3 separate regions of the Homo sapiens genome follow, and all the other regions are linked to region 1. The links are chromatin loops, found by intact Hi-C in ENCODE. Cell type or tissue: psoas muscle. All regions are shown on one strand.

Region 1 (8,000 bases):
CCACCTCCCGGGTTCAAGCAATCCTCCAACCTCAGCCTCCCGAGTAGCTAGGATTACAGGTGTGCACCACCAGGCCCGGCTAATTTTTTTTGTATTTTAGAGGCGGGGTTTCACCATGTTGGCCAGGCTGGTCTCAAACTCCTGACCTTAAGTGATTCGCCCACCTCAGCCTCCCAAAGTGCTGGGATTACAGGCATGAGCCACCACCTATAACCAAATTTTCTACATGTTACTTTTCCCAAGAACTTGCCAAAAGAATTAAATAAATCATCCACTGTTTTTTTTTTTTTTTGAGACGGAGTCTTGCTCTGTCACCCAGGCTGTAGGGCAGTGGTGCGATCTCGGCTCACTGCAAGCTCCGCCTCCCGGGTTCACGCCATTCTCCTGCCTCAGCTTCCCAAGTAGCTGGGACTACAGGTGCCTGCCACCACGCCTGGCTAATTTTTTTGTATTTTTAGTACAGATGGGGTTTCACCATGTTAGCCAGGATGGTCTCAACCTCCTGACCTCGTGATCCACCCACCTCAGCCTCCCAAAGTGCTGGGATTACAGGCATGAGCCACCGTGCCCGGCCTCATCCACTGTTTTTACTCAGCTCCCATCTCAGGCCGCTTCCTTCTAAAGGGGCCAAGATGCAAGTTAATAAGCAGCTGAAATGAACAGGCTGGCAAAGTAAACCATACATCCCTGGTTTTCCCAAACCTCATCACACAAAGGAAAAGTCAAGGGTGTAATCCACAATAAGGAGATTCATCTGCAGAAAATAAACTATCAAGAAAAGAAAAAAGCAACATCATCTTCAATTAAAGTCAAATTCAACAGTTGTAGCCATCCTATGTCTCCATTTGCCTAACTATCCAGTACTTGGAGCCGTCCACGGTCACTGTGCCAGGGTTAAAGTTGGGCCAGGAGTGGCCGGGCCTCCCTGCAGCCAGCCCATTTTTGTGGCATTTCTCTTGTCAGGCAAGAACCAGAATGACTCTCCTGAAGCTCTGAGGTGAGTACCTCTCCTTTAAAAGCAAATAAAAAGTAGACAGCCCAGAAATCCTCTTCCTAATGGCTTTGGGTCAAACACCCTGGTGAAGAAAGGAAGGCAGAGAACAACAAACACTCCAGTCTTGCAGCTATATTCTATAAAGTCTCCATTGTTAAATAAAATGTATAGAGGTCAATGGTTTGGACTGAGCTCCTGCACTAGGCCCAACAGACCTAACTGAAATGGAGTCACTCTTAAAGTTCCATGTCACCAAGCTGAAACTAATTTCTCTATATGACCTTGTGGGGAATCCAAATGAGAGTAAACAGCTGAATCTCCAAACAAGCCAGTTTTACCTGACGACATGATAAATTGAGTTCCCTCTGCTTTAACCTTTACAAGGAAAGCAACTATGAAATGACCAATCTGCTTTTTGTTTTCTGTTTCTGCTTTCTTCAACCCTTCTCTATCTATAAAACCAACCTCCTCTGCCCAGCTCATTGGAACGCTCATTCTATTTTATGGAATGAGTTGTTGTCCCATTCCAGAACTGCAAATAAAGCCAATCAAGATTTTTAAACAAAATCTGTCATAATTTTTTTCTTTTTGACGTCATGAAAGCTGAATTAGCAAATGCTGAGTCATTGTTTCTAGGGAAATACAAGATTAGGGTCCTACAAACCTCTGATCACATGTTCATCAACCGATCAATATATTATCTTGTTTTATGTGTGTTTCTGTTTAAAGACATCTTAGTTAATATACTGTTGATTCATTAACACTGAACTCATGGCCAAGAGCACTTTAACTCATGTGTGAACAAAGCTCATCTAACACGTGTTTTCTCTGTAAGGCACCTCACATCCTTCTTGCATTCAGGAACACTGGGTATCCCTCTAACACTATGCTTTGGGGTCATTTTCAACAGCAAAATCACTAATAAAAAGGACAAAAATTCAAAACAAAAAACTGGCACTAAAAGCCTGTGAAAAGGAGCCGTGTTTACAGCCCAAGAGCAGAAACTGGAAGGCAGAGTGCAGTCTCCTTCAGCTTTGGCTGGAAGCACATGTTGGGCAATACAAAATTTTCCCAACCTGCATATCCCTGGGGATGACCACAAAAGCACGTGAAAACTGAATTGTGGGTTACAAAAAATTGAATATCTGAATTCACAAATACAGAATCTGTGAATAATGAGGACTGACTGTATTTTTAAAACCATGCCCAAACCAGCTGCTCAAACTGAGTGTCAGAATAAATCCATAGCCCTAATGAGTACAACTTCACCTTACAGCAAACTTCTCCTGTGCCTGTGGAATTCTCACATTCCTTATGAACCTACTCAAAAGTTAACCTCTGTAACAGAAAGCTGCTCTAGTAACTACTGAAGTGGGACCCCCACAAGAGGCTCCAAAGGAGACCCCTGACTGCACTGATAAGAGATTAATTAGAACGGCAACCCAACTGTAGGAAGCCATGGGAAAGAAAAGGAAAGACAACTAAAAATCATTCTGGCAGCAGGTTTTGTCTCTTGTTTAAAAGGTACAGACAGGTGAAGACCTGCAAGTCACTTAGGGCAACAAACATGGCCCTACCTGAGGGACATGCTGTCATTTTGCAAGCCGATCATACAAACACCAAGAGCTTCACACTCACACAGTCTCCATGATGCAGCAATACATCTTTTTTACAAACTTGACTCTGTGATATTTTATTGTCTGGATTTCTGAATAGACTGATGTGGGGGGGAAAGTGGACATTTACCGAGCAGCTAATGCCAGGCACTATGTCGAGAACTTTACCTTCATAACCTCACTGAATTCTCCCCAGCCTGGTAAAATGAATTTTCTCTTCTCCACTTTAACCTCTGGAGCTAAGGACTCAGGTTACATCAAACACCACCGATTTTATTTCCTTCAAGCGGCTAAAATAACTCGAGAGATTGTTTGGATATTTCAACTAGTTGAGTATTCAATTAATCACTTTAATTACTAATGATTACTTTATAAGTATTTCTTATAAACTGGATTCATGAGTTTTCCTCTAGGTAGAGATCTTTCCCTGCAAGAAACGAGAGAAAAAACATTTTCTCTTTACAGAAACTTCTCTCATCTCTAGTCATAATTCTTTAACTGTTTCATGGAAGACTGGACACAGATCAAGCAGCACTCAGCAGACATCTTCGCCCTGACTCCTATAAAAGTGTCACTTCACCGTGAGTGCAAAGGTGGCCCTGAGCGAGTGCCTAACCAAGGCCCCTCTGCCAGGCTTCTCCAGCTCCGGACTCTAAAGGCTTCCCCACAACTACAGGAGAGGTACGCTGTCGAATCCGAATGCTAAGTCTGTCCACATTACTTAGCATGAATAAGCATTTCAATGTTTTACTTGGCGTTGGAAAGGTAGATTGGTTGCCAGCACGACAGCACCACCTTCTGGTTGGTGAAAAGGAATTAAGATACAAAGTCACATCTGGAGCATTTCAAGTTTTGTAAGCCAGATGGATGGCAAAGTTGAAAATCTAGTTTCCATAAAATCCGAACAATGTCAGTAGCAATTAAACACCCTCACAGATCAGTAATGGAATAGTAACTGTAGGTCACTACTGGCTACTGCTCCACTTCTGGGCACACTGCAGCCACTTCCAGCCTCTCAGCCCTGACATTGAAGCCCACTGCGCCCTATGAAAGAAATTCCTTATCATGTCATCAGAGTCACATCCATCCCCCTGGCTGTGCAAAAAGGTTCTCTGCTGTTCACAAAGTCCAAATTTGATGGCCAGCAATAAAGTATCAGACACTGGCCCAACAACCACTCCCACTGGTACTCGTTGGCAGGTAGGGAGTATCGTCCTCTGATGGTTCTAACGAGGACTATCATCCTCTTATGGAGCCCATGAGGACTCGGCATCCCCTTCCTGTTCCCCTCAAGCATGGGACTCCTTGGTAGACTGTGCTGGAGAAGGATCTTGAGTGTGAGGTCCAAATGGGGCTTCCTCCTATAGGTGATACCATCCCTACAGAAATCCAGAAATCCAGACCACGAGACCCCATCATGACAGCTGCAAGAGGCCTCTGAACTCTAAACGATTCCTTAATCTCAGCTTCCAAGAGACCCCAGCAGCTGGTTTCCAGGCCTGCCTTCTTCAATGCAGTGGCCCCATCCACTTGTCAAATGGCCCTTGGGTGTCAGACTCTTCCTGATTCTGCTCATCAGGTAAGCTATTCATCCTGCTCCCTCAAGGAGAGCCAAGCAAGGTGGACAGAGAGAGGACTGTGCTTTAATCACGACATCCTTCTCTTGGTGAGCAGCACAGAAGTCTCCTCCAGACCTGTGGAGACCACAGGGTGAAGGAATGAGCATTTCTTCCTGAAGCTGTCCACAGGAATCCCAAGCCCCAGGCTACTCTAGAGAGAGGCAGCACCTGAGGAGGGAGAGCTCTGCCAGTTACCTCTGCTTCCCCCCAGCCCACCAACACCCGCCACAGTGCTTTGCACACCTGGAAAAGAGTAATTCTTCTTTAAATGAGGACTTTAATCTGTGTTTCTCCTGAAGTGCCTGAGTTCAAACTCTGTTTACCATAACCCTCAACAAGAAATCCATGTGCATTATAACCCAGTACACACACATACATCTGTACGTACAGAACCCTGAAAAAAAGGTTACATTAAAAAAAAAAAACTATATTATATAAGACACACTGACATTTTCTAACTTCTTCCATTTTATTAAAAATGCTGGTCACCATTCATTCAAATGACTTCACAACCCAGTGAGGGAGTGCAACCCTCACTGGGTGAACACTGTCGTAAACTTCCGCCTTCGTTCATCACTCTGTTGGGTGCCATGCTCCTCTCTCTTCTCGGCTATCCCAGAATTGGCCCCTTCCCAAGGACTGTACCAGGGCATCTCCTCAAAGCCCTCTCCAGCTCTGTGCCAGCACCATTCCAAATGCCAAGGATGTAGAATAATGACTAAGATGTAGCCCCCATGCAGAGAAGCCAAGTCTACTGGGTGGGACAGACTGACATTGCCTCTTCCTCTGAAGACAAAAACACTTGTTATCTGTATTCATTCATTCATGCATGCATTCATTCATTCATCCATCCATCCATCCATCCATCCATCCATCCCCCACCTTGACTCACTCCCACATCATTGTGGAAACAACAGCTTACATTTGTCAAAAGGCAGGCCAGGCGTGGTGTCTCATGCCTGTAATCCCAGCACTTTGGGAGGCTGAAGCAGGCAGATCACTTGGAGTTTGAGAACAGCCTGTCCAACAGAGTGAAACCCCATCTATATCAAAAAATACAAAAATTAGCCAGGCGTTGTGGTTAGTGCCTGTAGTCCTAGCTACTCAGCAGGCTGAGGCAGGAGAATTGCTAGAACCCAGAACGCAGAGGTTGCAGGGAGGCAGAGGTTGCAGTGAGGTGAGATCACACCACCGCACTCCAGCCTGAGTGACAGCACAAGACTCCATCTCAAAAAAAAAAAACAGATGAATCCATCTAATAGGGTTTCCTTTTTCACAATCTGTTTGTCAAGGGATAATTTTCATGAACTCTAAATTAGGAACTAAAGTGCACTGTCACTGATTCTTGGAAGCCAATGGCCCATTTATTACCCTATGTAGCATTTATAGATGTGGCAGGTTCCCAGATAAATTCAATTTGGCCTCAGCCTCTTAGAAAAGGCTGTGAACTAGAGTACATGCAAAGACTAACCTTCTACCATGCTTAAAAATACATAGAAACTGTTTGGGTACGTCCGTCAATTTCATCTACTTTTGACTTTGTGCTACCATGCCATCCTACACACATGGGAAAGAGTGCCATGAGGGTGCCCCCCCAGACAACAACCATGCTTTCCAAGGGCAGCTCTATTTGGTTGACCAACTTCGTACTCAATACTTGGAAATTCTTTCAAAAGCCCCAGACTTCTCAATGAAAACTGGTTAGATGTAATATTTTATTTTAAAACTTGTATTCAACCTGGCCAAGATAGCAAGATCCCATTTCTTTAAAAAAAAAAAAAAAAAGGCAGGCATGGTTGCATGCACCTATAGTCCCAGCTACTTGGAAGGCTAAGGCAGGAGGATCGCTTCAGCCCAGGAGTTCGAGGCTGCAGTGAGCTATGATCGCACTGCTGTACTCCAGCTTGACCCTGTCAGAGTGAGATCCTGTCTTAAAAAATTAAATTAAATTAAAATATAAAACTTGCTTTAACCAAGAATAAATAAATCCCCCCAACCAACATGACAGCAAAGTTTATACAAGGCACAAGATTCAAACTCTGATTTTTTTTTTTTTTTTTTTTAATTGTTCATTCTTGGGTGTTTCTCGCAGAGGGGGATTTGGCAGGGTCATAGGACAATAGTGAAGGGAAGGTCAGCAGATAAACAAGTGAACGAAGTTCTCTGGTTTTCCTAGGCAGAGGACCCTGCGGCCTTCCGCAGTGTTTGTGTCCCTGGGTACTTGAGATTAGGGAGTGGTGATGACTCTTAAGGAGCATGCTGCCTTCAAGCATCTGTTTAACAAAGCACATCTTGCACCGCCCTTAATCCATTTAACCCTGAGTGGACACAGCACATGTTTCAGAGAGCACAGGGTTGGGGGCAAGGTCACAGATAAACAGGATAAGAATTTTTCTTAGTACAGAGCAAAACGAAAAGTCTCCCATGTCTACCTCTCTCCACACAGACACGGCAACCATCCGATTTCTCAATCCTTTCCCCACCTTTCCCCCCTTTCTACTCCACAAAACCGCCATTGTCATCATGGCCCGTTCTCAATGAGCTGCTGGGCACACCTCCCAGACGGGGGGGCGACCGGGCAGAGGCGCCCCTCACCTCCCGGGAGGGGCGGCTGGCCGGGTGGGGGGCTGACCCCCCCACCTCCCTCCTGGACGGGGCGGCTGGCCGGGCGGGGGGCTGACCCCCCCACCTCCCTCCCGGACGGGGTGGCTGGCCGGGCGGGGGGCTGACCCCCCCACCTCCCTCCCGGACAGGGCAGCTGGCCGGGAGAGGGGCTCCTCACTTTCCAGACTGGGCAGCCAGGCAGAGGGGCTCCTCACGTCCCAGACGATGGGCGGCCAGGCAGAGACGTTCCTCACTTCCCAGAAGGGGTGGCGGCTGGGCAGAGGCTGCAATCTCAGCACTTTGGGAGGCCAAGGCAGGCGGCTGGGAGGTGGAGGTTGTAGCGAGCCGAGATCACGCCACTGCACTCCAGCCTGGGCACCATTGAGCACTGAGTGAACCAGACTCCGTCTGCAACCCCGGCACCTCAGGAGGCCGAGGCTGGCGGATCACTCGCGGTTAGGAGCTGGAGACCAGCCCGGCCAACACAGCGAAACCCCGTCTCCACCAAAAAAATATGAAAACCAGTCAGGCGTGGCGGCGCGCGCCTGCAATCGCAAGTACTCGGCAGGCCGAGGCAGGAGAATCAGGCAGGGAGGTTGCAGTGAGCCGAGATGGCAGCAGTACAGTCCAGCTTCGGCTTGGCATCAGAGGGAGACCGTGGAAAGAGAGGGAGACCGTGGGGAGACGGAGAGGGAGAGGGAGAGGGAGAGGGAGAGGGAGAGGGAGAGGGAGAGGGAGAGGGAGAGGGAGAGGGAGAGGTTCCAAACTCTGATTTTTAACAAATCAAGTAAAATCCATGTTTCCACGTTCTAGCTCCCCGCTGCCCCACAGCTGCTCCACTCCACGTGCCCTCTGTTTCAGTCATGCCAAAGGATGTGCTGGTCCCACAATCCACCACAGGTTTCTCAGCCTTCCTCTACTAGGCAACTCCAACTTATGACCGGAGGGTGAGCACAGGCATCACCATCGCCTCCTCGGAAGCCTTCCCTGGTGACCCTCTTCTGCATCTTCCTGCCAGTTTGAGCCAGTTCACTCTCCCCAGGATCTTCCCTTTATCACAACACTCAGTAGCCACTGATGCACTGGTTGTCTACACACCTGCCTGCACCACAAGACACTGATTCCTTGAATGGAAAGCCAATTATTTCATCTTCCACATCTAAATTC
Region 2 (8,000 bases), 120 kb before region 1:
AGTAAAATGTTAGTGAGTTGATGTTGCTGTTTCAAAATTTTCATAATAAAATGTTGGGGGAAAGTAACAAAACCAAGAAGAAAAAGAGGTAGAAACAAATTCTTTAACAGCTCTCTTTTCCTACGGAACACTGTCCAGGTGCTTAGCCGGGCAGCCAACACACAAATCCTTGCCTCACGCCCCAAACTCACTCTAAGTGTGTAGCCCTGGGCACACCCTCAAACCTCTCCGAGGCTGCAGTCCTGGTCTCGTAGGAAGTGAGAGGCCATCCTCCGGGAGAGGCAAGGCTGAGATGCACACAGTTGTTTTCAGAGCAGCAAGGCCACTTCGGCAACACCCAGAGCTTAGGGAGGACGTGGTCAACCAGCCTTTACTGGGGCCTGGGAGACTCCCCACTGACACAAACTCCCTTCTGGTTTGCACTGGGGACGTTCAGTCCCTTGGGTTATGCATTCACTGGTCCAATAGATATTTTCTGTGTGCCAGGCCCTGCACGGGGCACTGTAGTGTGAAGTCTGTCAGGTTCTTCCCTTTAAAGAACACCCCCAAGACACAGACAGATCCAATCCAGTGAGACACACACTCCGAGGGAGCCAACTCCAGCCTGGATAGACGCCAAGCCCCACAGCCAGGCTTCAGACTGACTCCCGCCTCAGTCCGGAACCTCAGCACAGGAAGGACCCTCGTGTCAGGATATCCAGGCCCCGCCCCAGCCCAATGGCCCCTGCCCCTCCTCTATGAACTAGCTTGAGCTCCCCGCCCTCTGGGGACAGAAGCCCCCCAGTGAGTCTGCTGCAGTCACAACAAAAGGTAATGGGGGCCAGGCGCGGTGGTTCACGCCTGTAATCCCAGCACTTTGAGGTTAAGGCGGGCTTATCACTAGAGGTCAGGAGTTTGAGACCAGCCTGGCCAACATGGTGAAACCCCATCTCTACTGAAAAAACAAAAATTAGCCGGCAGTGGTGGCGTGCACCTGTGATCCCAGCTACTCAGAGGCAGGAGAATCGCTTGGACCCAGGAGGCGGAGGTTGCAGTGAGCCGAGATCACACCACTGCACCCCAGCCTGGGTGAGAGAGGGAGACTCCGTCCCTAAAAAACGCAATGGGGTTGTGGTGTCCACTTGGGAAGAGCTGGGGAGGCAAAGGGAATAGGAATGATCTACTCCCCTGCCAGCCAGGCTGAGGCTGTGATCCAGCACAGATGACCCGAGTCAGGACAGCTTAGAGGGTCCCACCCAGTTTAGAGATCACATTCTCCAATTTGGCCAGAATTACACCTGCGTCCTCCAGCGAGGCATGGACCCAGAAATTATGCTTAGGGTCTCCTTCCAGCTTCACGACAGCCTCAGGAGGTAGATGCTGTCATGACCCCCACTTTGTAGGCGGGGAAACTAAAGTTCAGAGAAGTCACATAACTTGCCCAAGGTCACACACAGCCAGCCATGGCCACTGCCTTTACTTAAACAAGAGCAACAACAATCATGACAGCTGGAGTCACTTTAAGTGCATTATCTCATTTGACCAGAAGTAGGAAAACTTCTTGTCTCCATTTTACAGAGCAGAAAACTCAAGTTCAGAGAGACTCAGTAACTTGCCTGAAACAACTGAATAGGAAGATGGCAGAGCCAGCCTACGACAAACAGGATAACAGTAAGAATGGCAGCTATATTCATTCTGTATTGCTGCTCCAACAAGCTTCCACGAACTTAGTGACTTAAAAAAAGATACATTTATTCTCTTACCGTTCCAGAGGTCCGACGTCTAAAATCAAGGTGTCAGTAGAGCTTGGTTCCTCCAGGGGGTTCTGAGGGAGAATCTGAGTCCTTGTCTTTTCCAGATGCTACAGGACCCCTACAAAGCAGGTGGCTCCACCTTCAAAGCATGCATTCCACCCTCTGCTTCCAGCCTCACATGTCACGTTTCTTCTTGCCCCACCCACCGCCTCTTATAAGGACCACTGTGGGCCAGGTGTGGTGACTCATGCCTGTAATCCCAGCACTTTGAGAGGCCGAGGCCACCTGAGGTCAGGAGTTCGAGACCAGCCTGGGCAACATGGTGACATCCCATCTCTACTAAAAATACAAAAAGTAGCTGGGCATGGTGGTGCACGCCTGTAATTCCAGCTACTCGGGAGGCTGAGGCAGGAGAATCGCTTGAACCCAGGAGGCAGAGGTTGCAGTGAGCCGAGATCAAGCCTGCACTCCAGCCTGGGCAACAGAGTGAGACTCTGTCTCAAAAAAAAAAAAAAAAAAAAAAAAAAAAGACCCTTGTGATTACATCATTTGGCCCCTCAGGGATAATCCAGGTGAATTCCTTCATCTCAGGAGCCTTAATTTGACCACACCTGCAAAGCCCCTTTTACCATGTAAATTAGCACTTTCACGGGTTCTGGGGATTAGGATGTGGACCTCTTTGGGGGACCATGAGTCCATCCACCACATTAGCTAATATTCATGGAGCTCTTGCTAAGTGTCAGGCCTGTGCTGAGCATTCTGCATCATTTTAGACCTGCACAACTCACACTTTTTAAAATTCTGTATTTACATAAATTTATGGGGTACAAATACAATTTCATTACATGCGTAGATTGTGTAATAGTCAGGTCAGGGCTTTTAGGATCTCCATCATCCCGATCACATACATTGTACCCATTCAGTGATTTCTTTTTGTTGTTGTTGCTGCTGTGTTTTTTTGAGACAGAGTCTCGCTCTGTCACCAGGCTAGAGTGCAGGCTCGATCTCGGCTGACTGCAACCTCCACCTCCAGGGTTCAAGCTATTCTCCTGCCTCAGCCTCCTTTGTAGCTGGGATTACAGGCGCCCACCACCATGCCCGGCTAATTTTTGTACTGTTAGTAGAGACGGGGTTTCGCCATGTTGGCCAGGCTGGTCTCGAACTCCTGACCTCAGGTGATCCGCCTGCCTCAGCCTCCTGAAGTGCTGGGATTACAGGCATGGGCCACCGCACCAAGCCTATTTTTGTTTTTTTAAACAGGTTCTCACTTTGTCACCTAGGATGAAGTACAGTGGTGCAATCATGGCTCACTGCAGTCTCTATCTCCCAGGCTCAAACGATCCTCCCATCTCAGCTTCCTGAGTAGCAGGGACTACAGGTTGGTGCCACCATGCCCAGCTAATATTTTGCAATTTTTGTAGAGATGGGGTCTTGCCATGTTGCCCAGGCTGGTCTTGAACTCCTGGGCTCAAGTGATCCTCCTGCTTCGGCCTCCCAAAGTGCTAAGATTACAGGTGTGAGCCACCTCACCTGGCAGCCATTAAACTATTTCTTATGATTCACAGCGGTGGATGAACTGCCAAAATTCACGTTCACTCTTCTGAATCTCCATTATTTATTATTCCACTCTCTGTGGAGCCATGTGTATGCATTTTTTAGCACCCACTTGGGAGTGAGAACATGCAATATTTGTCTTTCTGTATCTGGCTTATTTCACTTAAGATAATGACCTCTAGTTCCATGCGTGTTGCTACAAAAACATCTCACACTTTAATGTACACACAGATCACCTGGGGGTCTTGCTAAAATACAGATTCTGGTTCAGTAGGTCTGGATTTCTAACAGATGTCCAGGTGATACTGAGCTATTGTTCCAGAGACCACTCTTTTTTATTTTATTTTAATTTTATTATTTTTGAGACAAAGTTTCACTCTTGTTGCCCAGGCTGGAGTGCAGTAGCGCCATCTCGGCTCACTGCAACCTCCACCTCCCGGGTTCAAGCGATTCTCCTGCCTCAGCCTCCCAAGTAGCTGGGATTACAGGTGCCCACAACCATGGCGGCTAATTTTTGTATTTTTAGTAGAGACAGGGTTTCCCCATGTTGGCCAGGGCGGTCTTGAACTCCTGACCTCAGGTGATCCACCCACCTTGGCCTCCCAAAATGCTGGGATTACAGGCTTGAGCCACCGCGCCCAGCCCTCAATTTTTTTTTTCATAAAATAAAAATCAAAATGCAAAAATCATTCTTAGTTTAACGTCCATGCAAAAATAGACGGTCAACCAGATCTGGCCTGTGAGCCACAGGATGCGGACCCTTGTTCTACAATGTCAGTTCCAGGAGGGCATGTCTGTCTGTCTGTCTGATTATGTTTCCTGAAGTATCACTTGCGTCTAAAACAGTGCCTGGCATCTAGTAGCTGCTCAAAAAATATTTGCTGAATGAAAGAGCAATTCCTCTTGTTTAATTCTTACAACTGCTTTACCAAGGGGTTACATATATGAATATTGTGTACAGAGGAAGAAATGATGAGAGTAATGTCTCTGGATTTATCGACGGGAAAACAGGCATAGAGATGGCATGTTCCAGCCTGTGCAGCTGGTCTCCTAGAGGAAGCAAAAGCACTGCGATCCTCCTCAGCAGTTCGAGAACCTCCTCCCCAACAGATCGCCCCGTCCCCAGGCGGCTCCAGGCCCCGACCCTGAAGCTTGAGACCCCACCCCCAGAAAGCTCGAGGCCCCGCCCCTTAGGCATGAGGCCCCGCCCCCAGCCGGCCGGAGGCTCCGTCCCCAGACAGCTTGAGGCCCCGCCCCCAAAGAGCCTGAGGCCCCACCCCCAGGCGGCTCGGGGCCCCGCCCCTGCAGCCCGAGGCCCCGCCTCCAAGGGGCTCGAGTCCTCACTGGACCAAGCGACACAGAACTGGGTGCGTCCCCAGCACAGCAGGTCCGGGACCCCTCACGCCAGCCACATCTCGGGCCAGGCCTCGCGGAACTCTCACTGGCAATAAAAAGCAGCCATACGTTCTCTCCTATGTTTGTTGGAAGCAACAAACAGCCCGGCCCAGCCAGCTTGGGCAACCAGGCCTCACTCCACAAGGCGGGGCGCAGGTCAGGGGACACTGTCGAGGATGTTTCCAAAGCCCGGCAGGTCAGGGCCTGGCACACAGATCCCCTTCAGGGGCCAGTCTGGTAACATAGACATGTGAAACGGGTGGAGTTGAAACCACAGGCGCCAAATGGCCGCTACTGCCACAGGCAGTGACACCTGTCCAGTTTCGGGGCTTTTTAAAGCCCTCTGTGGCTGAGGCAACGCGTCAGAGAGACCCACGTGGCTGAAAGCTTGTTGGTTTCACAGAGGGCGCCTCCCACTTCATGGCCTTTGCCCATGCTGTCCCCTCAGCCTGTGATGTTCTTCTTGCAAAACCATTCTTAGTTCCTAATCCCTGCAAAAACACTTGGCCAACAAGATCTGGGCCGTGAGCTGCGTGTGCAGAACCCTGTCGGCCCCATTAGCTAACTCCTTCTCTGACTTCAAGTCTCAGAGAATTCTTCCCCAACACAGGCACCCCGCACCTCCCTTGTCACAGGGCAATTTCACATTTGTTTGCTTACTTGATCAGTGTCTGTCTACCCTTGTATTCCTTTCCCAGGGCTACAGTAACAAATTATCATAAAGCTTAAAACCACAGAATGTATTGTCTCACAGTTGCGGGGAACAGAAGTCCAAAACCAAGGTGTTGGCAGGGTTGGCTCCTTCTGGAGGTTCCCAGGGAGAATCAGATCCATGCCCATCTCCTGGCTGATGGTGACTCCTTGGCTGGTGGCAGCATCACTGCAATCTCTGCCTTTCTCATCACACAGCACTCTCCCTGTATGCATCTGTGTGCCAGGGTCCCTCTTCGTATAAGAACCCCAGTCGTGCCATATAGAGGGCCCATCCTAAAACAGTATGACTTCATCTTATCTTGACAACATCTGCAAAGACTCCATTTCCAAATAAGGTCATATTTGCAGGTTCCAGGTGGATGTGAATTTTCAGAGGACACTGTGCAACCCAGGAGAGCCCCCAAGTGTGGGGGGTCCACTTACACTGTGCCTGGAAGGTGGGGACCCCCTTGCTGAAACCCTTCACTCACTTGCCACCAGTACCCTGGCCTGATCTCTGCTGGGGTGAGAGGGTGACTGTGAACAAGACGGGGAGGAGAGATGGTCCAGGAGTGCACTGGCCAGGGCGGGAGCTGGTGGTGAGGGCACAGTGGGTACTTGATGTCTCAGTCTGTGTGGCCTCCTTTCCTCCTCTGCTTGATGACAGGGCCCAGAGTTTTCTCTGAAGCTTTGCTCCTCCCCAACTCTTGGTTCACGGGGTTTGGGTAGAGATGATGCCATTCCTAGGTCTGGAGATGGCCGTGTGTCCCAGGCCTGGCCAATCAAACAATGCTTCTACCTGACACAGTGACCGGTTCAGGACTGGACAGATGACCCAGTCATTGCCAACGAAGTCTCGTTCTGTTGCCCAGACTGGAGTACAATGACGTGATCTCGTCTCACTGCAACTTCCGCCTGCCAGGTTCAAGTGATTCTCCTGCCTCAGCCTTGCAAGTAGCTGGGATTACAGGCACGTGCCACCACACCCAGCTAATTTTCATGGTTTTTTTTTTTGTTTTGTTTTGTTTTTTTTTAAGTAGAGACAGGGTTTCACTGTGTTGGCCAGGCTGGTCTCGAACTCCTGACCTCAAGTGATCCACCCACCTCGGCCACCCAAAGTGCTGGGATTACAGGTGTGAGCACCAAGCCCGGCCTCAACTTGGGCTTCTGATGGAACTTATCCTTAAGTAGCTGAGCCCGTGGCTATAAGCCTCTTGTCCTGGGCAGCCACCTTGCCACTATGAGGAGGGAACCAGTGCTTGAATGAAACCCCTGCAGAGAAAACTGAAACCAACAGCCAGGAGAGGGACTCCCGATGCCACATGTGAGTGCCTGGATCCAGCCATTCCTGAAGCCACATGTATGCCTACACTTTTTGGTTACATGGCCCAGTGAGTACCCTTTTTGCTTAAGCCAGTTTGAGTTGGTTTTCTGTCAGAGATAACAGAGTGAAGTGACATGTAGTGTGAAAGCCACATTGGATCCCAGGACTGTTATGGAAACTGAGGTTTGCTGTGGCTGGGCCACTTTCATTGAGGTCACAGCTCTGACTTGGCAGCAGGCACTGAACTACACAAAGCAGGATTCCTGTTTAATGGGAGATAAGGAACAATTACAGTGTCAAGAGGTGAGGCCAGTTTGAGCATTTCAGTCCCCAAGCATACCCAGGAGGGCTAGACTCAAGAAGAGAAACTTTAGGATGGCTCTAGATGCCAGAGGGAAGGGTTTGGGGTGAGGTGGGGAGATGGAAGTGGAGGTGCTGATCTGGGTACCGTCCCCAAGGCTGAGAAGGAGCCTGGGACTTGGCAGAGTCCCAAGAAGAGACAGGGGGTATGAGGGCCCTTGGTACTAAAAACAGAACCAGGCACAGTGGGTCATGCCTGTAATCACAGCACTTTGGGAGGCCGAGGCAGAAGAATCGCTTGAGGCCAGGAGTTTGAGACCAGCCTGGGCAACATAGCAAGACCCTGTCTTTACAGAAAATTAAAAATTAAAAATATAAAAATTAGCCAGGTGTGATGGTGCACGCTTGTAGTCCCAGCTACTCAGGAGGCTGAGGTAGGAGGATTGTTTGTACCCAGGAGTTTGAGGTTGCAGTGAGCTATGATCGAACCACTGCACTCTGGCCTGAGCAACAGAGCCAGACTCTGTCTCTACAAAAAAAAAAAAAAAAAAAAAAAAAAACAACTAAGAATAAGGCTCTTTCTGGCTGCTAGGAAGGGCCCCGGTCCCTAAGCTTGGCTCATGAGCAGTGGAGCTGCCACCTTTGAGGGCTCCTGGAGCTTGGAGTCAGGGCACAGAGCAGGCCCAGTGTGGATTTGAGCCTGGAGGGCCTTTCCACACATACCTGACCCAATATGCTCCTGAGACCTTCTCCCAGCTCTGGGGAGCAATGGCAGGGAGCCCTGGTATTAAATAATTGTGGCTAGGTCCAAGCATGGTGGCTCACGCCTGTAATCCTAGCATTTTGGGAGGCTGAGGCAGGTGGATCGCTTGAGGCCAGGAGTTCGAGACCAGCCTGGACAACGTGATGAAACTCCATCTCTACTAAAAATACAAAAATTAGGTGTGGTGGTGCACAGCTGTAATCCCAGCTACTCAGGAGGCTGAGACAGGAGAATTGCT
Region 3 (8,000 bases), 170 kb before region 1:
CAGCCCAGGACGGGGAGGAACCCCCGGGGCAAGTCTGTGCCCATTTTGGGCAGGGCCCTGGCAGGGAGTGAGGCAAACCTCAGCCCACATCTGCTCATCACTTCCCCTGCACCTCCCCAGCAAGGCTCTGCCCAGCAGATCTTGGCACATTGTCAGCACTCAACAGATATTTGTTGGATGTGTTGCTGGCTGGATAAATAGGTGGATGGACAGACAGACGGATGGATGGATGGATGGATGGATGGATGGATGGATGGATGGATGGACAGGCAAGCAGAGACATGGAGAAACAGATGATTAGATGGATACACAGGTGGATGCATGGGTGGATAGACAAATGGATAGATGGATGAATGCTTTATAAATAAATGGCTGGATTATATGGATGGATAAGTGGATGGATAGATGACAAATGAAGAGACAGATGAATACATGCATAGATAAATGAATTAATAGATGGATGGGTGAATAGATCAATGAATAGATAATAGATAGCCAGACAGACAAACGGCTGGATGGTTTTGGAAAACTTTAGGACAGAGAAGGACAACTCACTGGTCCAAGGTGCAAACTGGGTGTGGTAGGAGCAGCCCAGTATTAAGGTGAACCTCATCACCCAGCAGGAAGAGCCCTGGGGAGGGGATTTGGGCAATTCACACACCTGCAATTCACACCCCAGCCTTTGCTCATGCTGTTCCCTCTGCTTGGAAGGTCCCCTCTCTACTTCTCTGCCTACCCAGATCCCCTCAATCTCTTACAACTCATCTGGGGTTCCTGTGCCTCCAGGAAGTTCCCTGATCAGCCCTCTTCCACCTAGCCTGGTGTTGGAGGGTGGTCAGGTTCCCTCCTGCAACACCCCTCATTTGCTGTGCACGTCACCCTGGATTGGATGGGCTGTTTACTCCTGATACCCCAGGGGACCATGGGCACCTCTAGGGCTGACGCCCTGCCTGGCTTCTTTCTCCATCCCAGCACTGGGCCTGGCACACAACAGATGCTCAGGAAACATCAAACCAAAGCAAGCGAATGGAGGAAGGGATCCTGTTCCCCACTCCTCCAGCTGTACAGATACTGTAATTTGACTAGAAATACACTTGCCCAGCTAAGCCTTAAAAAACAAAATCAGGGCCAGGCGCAGTGGCTCACGCCTGTAATCCCAGCACTTTGGGAGGCCGAGGTGTGCAGATCACAAGGTCAGGAGTTTGAGACCAGCCTGGCCAATATGGTGAAACCCCGTCTCTATTAAAAATCAGCTGGGTGTAGTGGCGGGTGTCTGTAGTCCCAGCTACTCAGGAGGCTGAGGCAAGAGAATCGCTGGAACCCAGGAGGCAGAGGTTGCAGTGAGCTGAGATCATGCCACTGCACTCCAGCCTGGGTGACAGAGTGAGACCCCGTCTAAAAAAAAAAAAAAAAAAAACATCAGGCTGGATATAGTGGCTCCCACCTGTAATCCCAGAACTTTGGGAGGCAGAGGCAGGCAGATCATTTGAGCCCAGGAGTTTGAGACCAGTCTGAGCAACATAGTTGAGAACCCGGCTCTACAGAAAAATTAAATAAACAACAAAAATCAGAGCCACAAAAAAGAAGCAGACTCAAATAAAAAATACACAGTCCCAAGCTTGTAGCTTGATGAACCAGAAAAGCTTCACACACGTGTAGCACCTCATGATTCACAAAAAGCCGCCTCCTGGGCCAGCTATGCAAACCTGTCAGAAGGGCCATCTTTGCTAAGTGGGAAAGGAGGCCCAGAGCTAAAGCCACTTGTTCTGGGTCACACTGTGTGTAGGGACCAGGGCTGGGGCTAGGGGTACAGGGACCTTACCCACCAGGCTCAACATCCCCCTTCTGACCACTTAGTGTCTTTCGGGTCAACAGAGTATCCACGGCTGGGCCTTCCTGAAATGGAAAAGACTGATTTCCCCTCCTGGAAGAGGTGAGGAGGCTCAGAGAGCCTGAGCCGCCTGCCTGGGCTCACACAGCTAGGAGGGTGAGATGTGACTTAAGGGCAGGCCTGGGACCTCAGGCCAGAGTAGAGGCTTCACCCAAGAGCCGTGGGCAGAGCAGAGCAGAACCATGGGGTTCACACGGAGCTGCTCCAGTGGCTCCTGAGCAGAGTGAGGTCCCTGTTGAAGGGCACCTGGATCCCTGAGGACTCACAGCCAGGCAGCTGGGCAACCTGTGCCTGAGTCCCAGGCTGCCCCATCCTGGGCATGAAAGACAAGCCCTCTCCAGCAGCATTGACAAGACACCCTTCCAGGGCCAGGCACGGTGGCTCACACCTATAACCCCAGCACTTTGGGAGGCCAAGGCAGGCAGCTCACTTGAGGTCAGGAGTTCAAGACCAGTCAACATGGTGAAACCCTGTCTCTACTAAAAATACAAAAAATTAGCCATGTGTGGTGATGCATGCCTATAATCCCAGGTACTCAGGAAGCTGAGGCAGGAGAATCACTTGAACCTGGGAGGCAGAGGTTGCAGTGAGCTGAGATCACGCCACTGTGCACCGGCCTAGGCAACAGAGGGAGACAAACAAACAAACAAACAAACACCCTTCCTAACTGCTTAGCTCAGATTTTGGGGTCGGATGGACATGGTTTCAAATCCCAGCTCTGCCACTTGCGAGCTCGATGAGCCTCATCTAGCTGAGCCCCCCACTGTGTGTCTCTAAAGCAGCAGTAATAACACCTGCTGCAGGGCAGTCATGCCAGTCACGTGAGATCATATACTCAAGCGCCAGCCACTGAGCCCAGCAGAGGGTAGGCATCGCCATCCTCACCACCAATAGCCCCTCACCAGACCAAAACCCCACAAAGAGGGTGCAGACTCAGAGCTTGCTGCAGGGTGGGATGAAGAACAAAGAGTAAGTTTTCTGTGTTACCCCCGCTTCCCAAGACGATGGGGATGCTGGAGGTTCTAGGTGCAGACGGGGCTGGGTAAGGATTCTCCCCCACAGGACTGAGTGCCAGGGAAGACAGATGCACATGTCGAGACCAAGGGGACCCAGGAGCAACAGAACAACAGCTTCCCCTGTGACGGAGAGAGGAGGGACATCAGGCAAAGATCAGGGGGCAGGAGCTGGGTCAGCCTGGCCAGGAGAGAGAAGAAGCCAGGCCCCTTTCTCCCCTCCTGTCAGTGGGGTCTGTATTCCTCATGCCAGGGACTTCCCCCCGACTCCCCTGGTCTATCCACTGTCTCCCCAAAACATTCAGCACCAATTCTTGCCACCCAACAAGGTTGAATATCAACCCCAATGGGGCTATATTTGAATTCTTCTTTTTTTTGAGACAGGGTCGCGCTCTGTCGTCCAGGCTGGAGTGCAGTGGTGCAATTTCAGCTCACTGCAACCTCTGCCTCCCAGGTTCAAGCCATTCTCGTGCCTCAGCCTCCTGAGTAGCTGGGACTACAGGCTTGCACCACCATGCCCGGCTAATTTTTGTATTTTTAGTAGAGACGGGGTTTCACTATGTTGCCCAGGCTGGTCTCCAACTCCTGACCTCCAGTGATCTGCCCGCCTCGGCCTCCCAAAGTGCTGGGATTACAGGCGTGAGCCACTGCGCCCAGCCTGAATTTAAATTTTTTTTTTTTTTTAGACAGAGTCTTGCTCTATTGCCCACTCTGGAATGCAGTGGCAAGATCTCGGCTCACTGCAACCTCCGCCTTCTGGGTCCAAGCAATTCTCGTGCCTCAGCCTCCCGAGTAGCTGGGATTACAGGTGCTTGCCACCACGTCTGGCTAATTTTTGTATTTTTAGTAGAGACGGAGTTTCGCCATGTTGGCCAGGCTGGTCTTGAACTCCTGACCTCAGGTGATCCACCCGCCTCGGCCTCCCAAAGTGCTGGGATTACAGGCGTGAGCCACTGCGCCCGACCTGGATTTGAATTCTGATGCTCCTACTTGCTAGCAGTGGCTTGGGGCCAGTTGCTCAGCCTGCTAACTTTAGTTTTCTCTTCTGTAAAGTGGGGACTAAATATCCTGTAACAGGGGTCACATGCTGTAACAGCACAGCACCCAGGGCACGGTGAGTGCTGCGTAGTGTGAGCCGAACGCGGGCTGCTCAGGGTCACCAGGGCCAGCTCCTTGGGCCCCCAGCAACAAATACTTCACTTTCCGCCCCCCTCTCCCCGACAATGATCCGCCCGCACAGCCGCTCTGGAGAAGAGCTTGTCTGTTTCCTGAAAACTGAATATAAACTTAGACATTTATACAATCACACTCCTGGGCATTTATCCCAGAGAAATGAAAGCTGATGTCCACATGGAAACCTGTAGCAGCTTTATTCATAACAGCTCCAAATTGGAAACAGCGCAGATGCCTCTCGATAGTCGACCGGTTCAGCAAACCGTGGCCCCTCCACACCGCGGAACACCACTGAGCAATAAGACGAATGAGCTGCCGATACTCGCCACTACTTGGATGATCTCAAGGGTGTTTATGCTGCCTGGGGAAAAAAGCCAACCTCAAAAGTCACATCCTGGATGATTCTATTTCTATAGCATTCTCAAATGACAAAGTTACAGAGATGAAGACCAGATTAATGGCTGCTGGGGGGCAGGGACAGTGGGGGAATGGGGTGAGTGTGACTGCCTGGGGATCTTGGTGGTGATAGGGTGATTCTGTTTTTTGTTGCAATGGTGGTTTGTGTGAATCTACACAGACAAAACAGCATAAAACTATACATGCAGGTTGGAGCGGTGGCTCACCCCTGTAATCCCAGCACTTTGGGAGGCCAAAGTGGGCAGAGCACTTGAGGCCAGGAGTTCAAGGCCAGCCTGGCCAACATGGTGAAACCCTATAACTATTAAAAATACAAAAATGAGGCCAGGTGTGGTGGCTCACACCTGTAATCCCAGCACTTTGGGAGGCTGAGGCGGGCAGATCACGAGGTCAGGAGATCAAGACCATCCTGGCTAACACGGTGAAACCCCGTCTCTACTAAAAATACAAAAAAATTATCCAGGCGTGTTGGCAGGTGCCTGCAGTTCCAGCTACTAGAGAGGCTGAGGCAGGAGAATGGCATGAACCCGGGAGGCGGAGCTTGCAGTGAGCCGAGATTGCGCCACTGCACTCCAGCCTGGGTGACAGAGCGAGACTCTGTCCAAAAAAAAAAATACAAAAATGAGCTGGTTGTAGTTGTGGGCGCCTGTAATCCCAGCTACTCTGGAAGCTGAGGCATGAGAATTGCTTGAATCCAGGAGGCAGAGGTTGCAGTGAGCGGAGATTGCACCACTGTACTCCAGCCTGGGTGACAGAGAGAGACTCTGTCTCAAAATAGTAAAAACCAAAAACTATACACGCGCTTTCTATTAATACCAATGTCAATTGCCAAGTTTTGATATGACAGATAATGATATTGGACATTGGATATTGTAGATCATGTGAGATGTAGCCATTGGGGGGAAATAGGTGAGGGGTACACAGGGCCACTGGGTAATCTCTGCAATTTCCTGTGGATCTATTATGATTTCAAAATTTAAAGTTTTAAAAAATGACATGCATGGTATGATGTCGGCAATTCGCTTTGAAATACTCCAGCCAAGAGAGGGAAGAGGCCGGAGAGGGAGCCTGCAAAGAGGTGAAACTAGAGTGGTAAAGTGCTTCTGCTGCCGAAGCAAGGGCGGGGATGCCGGAATGGCGGCTCGGTCTTCTCCACTGTGCATTTTTGAAATTTTCCATAATGAAGATGTAACTCTACCAAGCCGATATGCATGGGTGGGCTCACGTACACCCAGACACCCGCACGCAGGCATGCACCGGAGCGCTGACTCACGCTGCTCAGCCCAGGAATTCTTGCAGACGGCTGTGTGTCCACATGTGCGGTAAAGCAAATAAATAACGCTTAAACACCCTCGTGGAATCTGGCCACGCCAGGTCACATGTGTGTCAGGACACCTGCAGGGCAGGGCGGAAAGGGGTCCAGGGCTGCTTTGAACTTCCTGGAAACTGGGTGGGGTGGAGTTGGGTAATGACTATGATGGCTCACAATGGGACAGGGTCATAGGGAGGGGAAAGCTCCCAAGAAGAGGTGGCATTCGCAGCACAGGCTCCCTGGGCTGCCCCAGAGTCGGGGGCTGGAGAGGAGTGGGCTTCTGGGCCAGGGAAGGCTGGGAGTGGGGACGTCACTGCAGGGGGGCCGAGAGCCCTCAGTGTGGTGAGGGGACGGGAGGGGCTGTGGTGGTCACTCCACCTGAACCCCTTGATGGCGCCATTATTTCAGGATTTTTAAATGATGACTTAACCTCGGGGGAAGCACTTACTTGCTTGGGGCTTCAGTTTTGTCAACTAGAAAATGGGCCTGATGACAACACGAATCTCACAAGGTTGCCTTGACGGTCAGGCGAAGTGGCTATGGCCGTGCCCGGGGCCAACTTGGTGCCAGGCCCTGCGCTAAGGGCTCTATATGCATTAAATCCTTCAATATATGGTGCTGTTACTACCCCCATTTGCCAGATGAGAAACTAAGGTTCGGAGAGATTGATAAACTTTCCCGAGGTTACACAGTCATTAGGTTGAGGAGCTGCCATTTACATCTGCAGGTAAAGCACTTAGTTCAAACCCGCCCCCAGAAAGTGTTATTTTAAAGTTTAAAGTATGTTGAGGCCAGGTGCAGTGACGCATGCCTGTCATCCCAACATTTTGGGCAGCTGAGGCGGGAGCATGGCTTGAGGCGAGGAGTTTGAGAAAAGCCTGGGCAACATCATGAGATCCTGCCTCTCCAAAAAATGTTAAAAATTAGCCACATGTGGTGGCATCTGCCTACAGACTCAGCTTCTCGGGAGGCTGAGGGAGGAGGATGGCTCAAGCCCAGGAGTTTGAGGGTATAGTGGGCTGTGATCACGTCACTGCATTCCAGCCTGGGTGACAGAGCAAGACCCTGTCTCTTTATTTAAAAAAAAAACAAGGCTGGGTGCGGTGGCTCATGCCTGTAATCCCAGTACTTTGGGAGGCCAAGGCGGGTGGATCACCTTAGGTCAGGAGTTGTTTCTTTTTTTTTTTTTTTTTTTTTTTTTTTTTTTGAGACGGAGTCTCGCTCTGTCGCCCAGGCTGGAGTGCAGTGGCGCAATCTTGGCTCACTGCAAGCTCCACCTCCTGAGTTCACACCATTCTCCTGCCTCAGCCTCCTGAGTAGCTGGGACTACAGGCGCCCGCCACCACGCCCAGCTAATTTTTTGTATTTTTAGTAGAGACAGGGTTTCGCCGTGTTAGCCAGGATGGTCTCGATCTCCTAACCTCATGATCTGCCCACCTTGGCCTCCCAAAGTGCTGGGATTACACCAGCCTGGCCAACATGGTGAAACCCCGTCTCTACTAAAAATATGAAATTAGCTGGGCGTGGTGATGGCCACCCAGCTACTTGGGAGGCTGAGGCAGGAGAATCGCTTGAACCCGGGAGGCAGAGGTTGCAGTGAGCCGAGATCATGCCATTGCACTCCAGCCTGGCCAACAAGAGCAAAACTCCATCTCAAAATAAATAAATAAATAACTAAAAAACGAGCAAGCAAAAAAACCCAAAGCATGTTTATAGCTTGAACACTTGCTGGGATGGAAACACAGGGTAGAAAATGGCTATCTGGGGCGGGCATGGTGGCTCGCGCCTGCAATCTCAGCACTTTGGAAGGCTGAGGCAGGCAAATTGCTTAAGACCAGGAGTCTGAGACCAGCCTGGGCAACATGGCAGGACCCTATCTCTACAAAAAATTAAAAATTAGCTGGACATGGTGGTGCGTACCTGTAGCCTCAGCTACCTGGGAGGCTGAGGCGGGAGGATCACTTGAGCCCAGGAGGTCAAGGCTGCAGTGAGCCATTATTGTACCACTGTACTGCAGCCCGGGCAACAGAGTGAGACTCTGTCTCAAAAAGTAAAAAAAAAAAACGTAAGGCAGCATGGCTCATGCTTGTAATCCCAGCACTTTGGGAGGCCAAGGAGGGTGGATCACCTGAAGTCAGCAGTTCGAGATCAGCCTGGTCAACATGGTGAAATCCCGCTATCTCCATTAAAAATA

The links. Hi-C counts contacts between places; a loop is a spot of excess contacts. Peaks named below come from ENCODE experiments on the same cell type or tissue, not always from the same donor. Only the 100,000 strongest peaks of a DNase experiment are listed, where the experiment ranks them.
Region 2: a loop joins it to region 1, with 2.4 times the contacts of the local background. A loop is called at or near these places in 9 of 110 quality-filtered maps.
Region 3: it touches region 1 in a loop (2.8-fold over the local background); 10 of 110 quality-filtered maps call a loop at or near these places.

What each region holds. Positions count from the first base shown.
Region 1 is chr16:14,525,903-14,533,902 of GRCh38, forward strand. All of the region lies in intron 21 of PARN (poly(A)-specific ribonuclease), which reads right to left. It overlaps LOC107984865 (a long non-coding RNA gene), which reads right to left. Exons shown (of 2, transcript XR_001752089.3): 1 at 5,152-8,000; 2 at 4,675-5,015. Among named protein-coding and RNA genes, the nearest start is that of PARN, 100 kb to the right of the region's middle. RefSeq lists an enhancer at 6,275-7,024. In psoas muscle, a CTCF peak has its summit at 3,408 (motif pointing left); a DNase peak (open chromatin) is centred at 3,379; H3K4me3 peaks cover 1,191 bases; H3K27ac peaks cover 4,397 bases.
Region 2 is chr16:14,401,258-14,409,257 of GRCh38, forward strand. No RefSeq gene overlaps it. Among named protein-coding and RNA genes, the nearest start is that of LINC03107, 23 kb to the right of the region's middle. RefSeq lists enhancers at 4,443-4,944, 5,399-5,478 and a silencer at 4,469-4,668. In psoas muscle, no CTCF peak of the experiment used is centred here; DNase peaks (open chromatin) are centred at 646, 4,554, 4,774 and 5,104; H3K4me3 peaks cover 352 bases; H3K27ac peaks cover 4,990 bases.
Region 3 is chr16:14,358,858-14,366,857 of GRCh38, forward strand. It overlaps LINC02130 (long intergenic non-protein coding RNA 2130), which reads right to left. Exons shown (of 2, transcript NR_131191.1): 2 at 4,252-4,438. Among named protein-coding and RNA genes, the nearest start is that of LINC02130, 7.4 kb to the right of the region's middle. RefSeq lists an enhancer at 5,497-5,998. In psoas muscle, no CTCF peak of the experiment used is centred here; a DNase peak (open chromatin) is centred at 4,028; H3K4me3 peaks cover 885 bases; H3K27ac peaks cover 5,160 bases.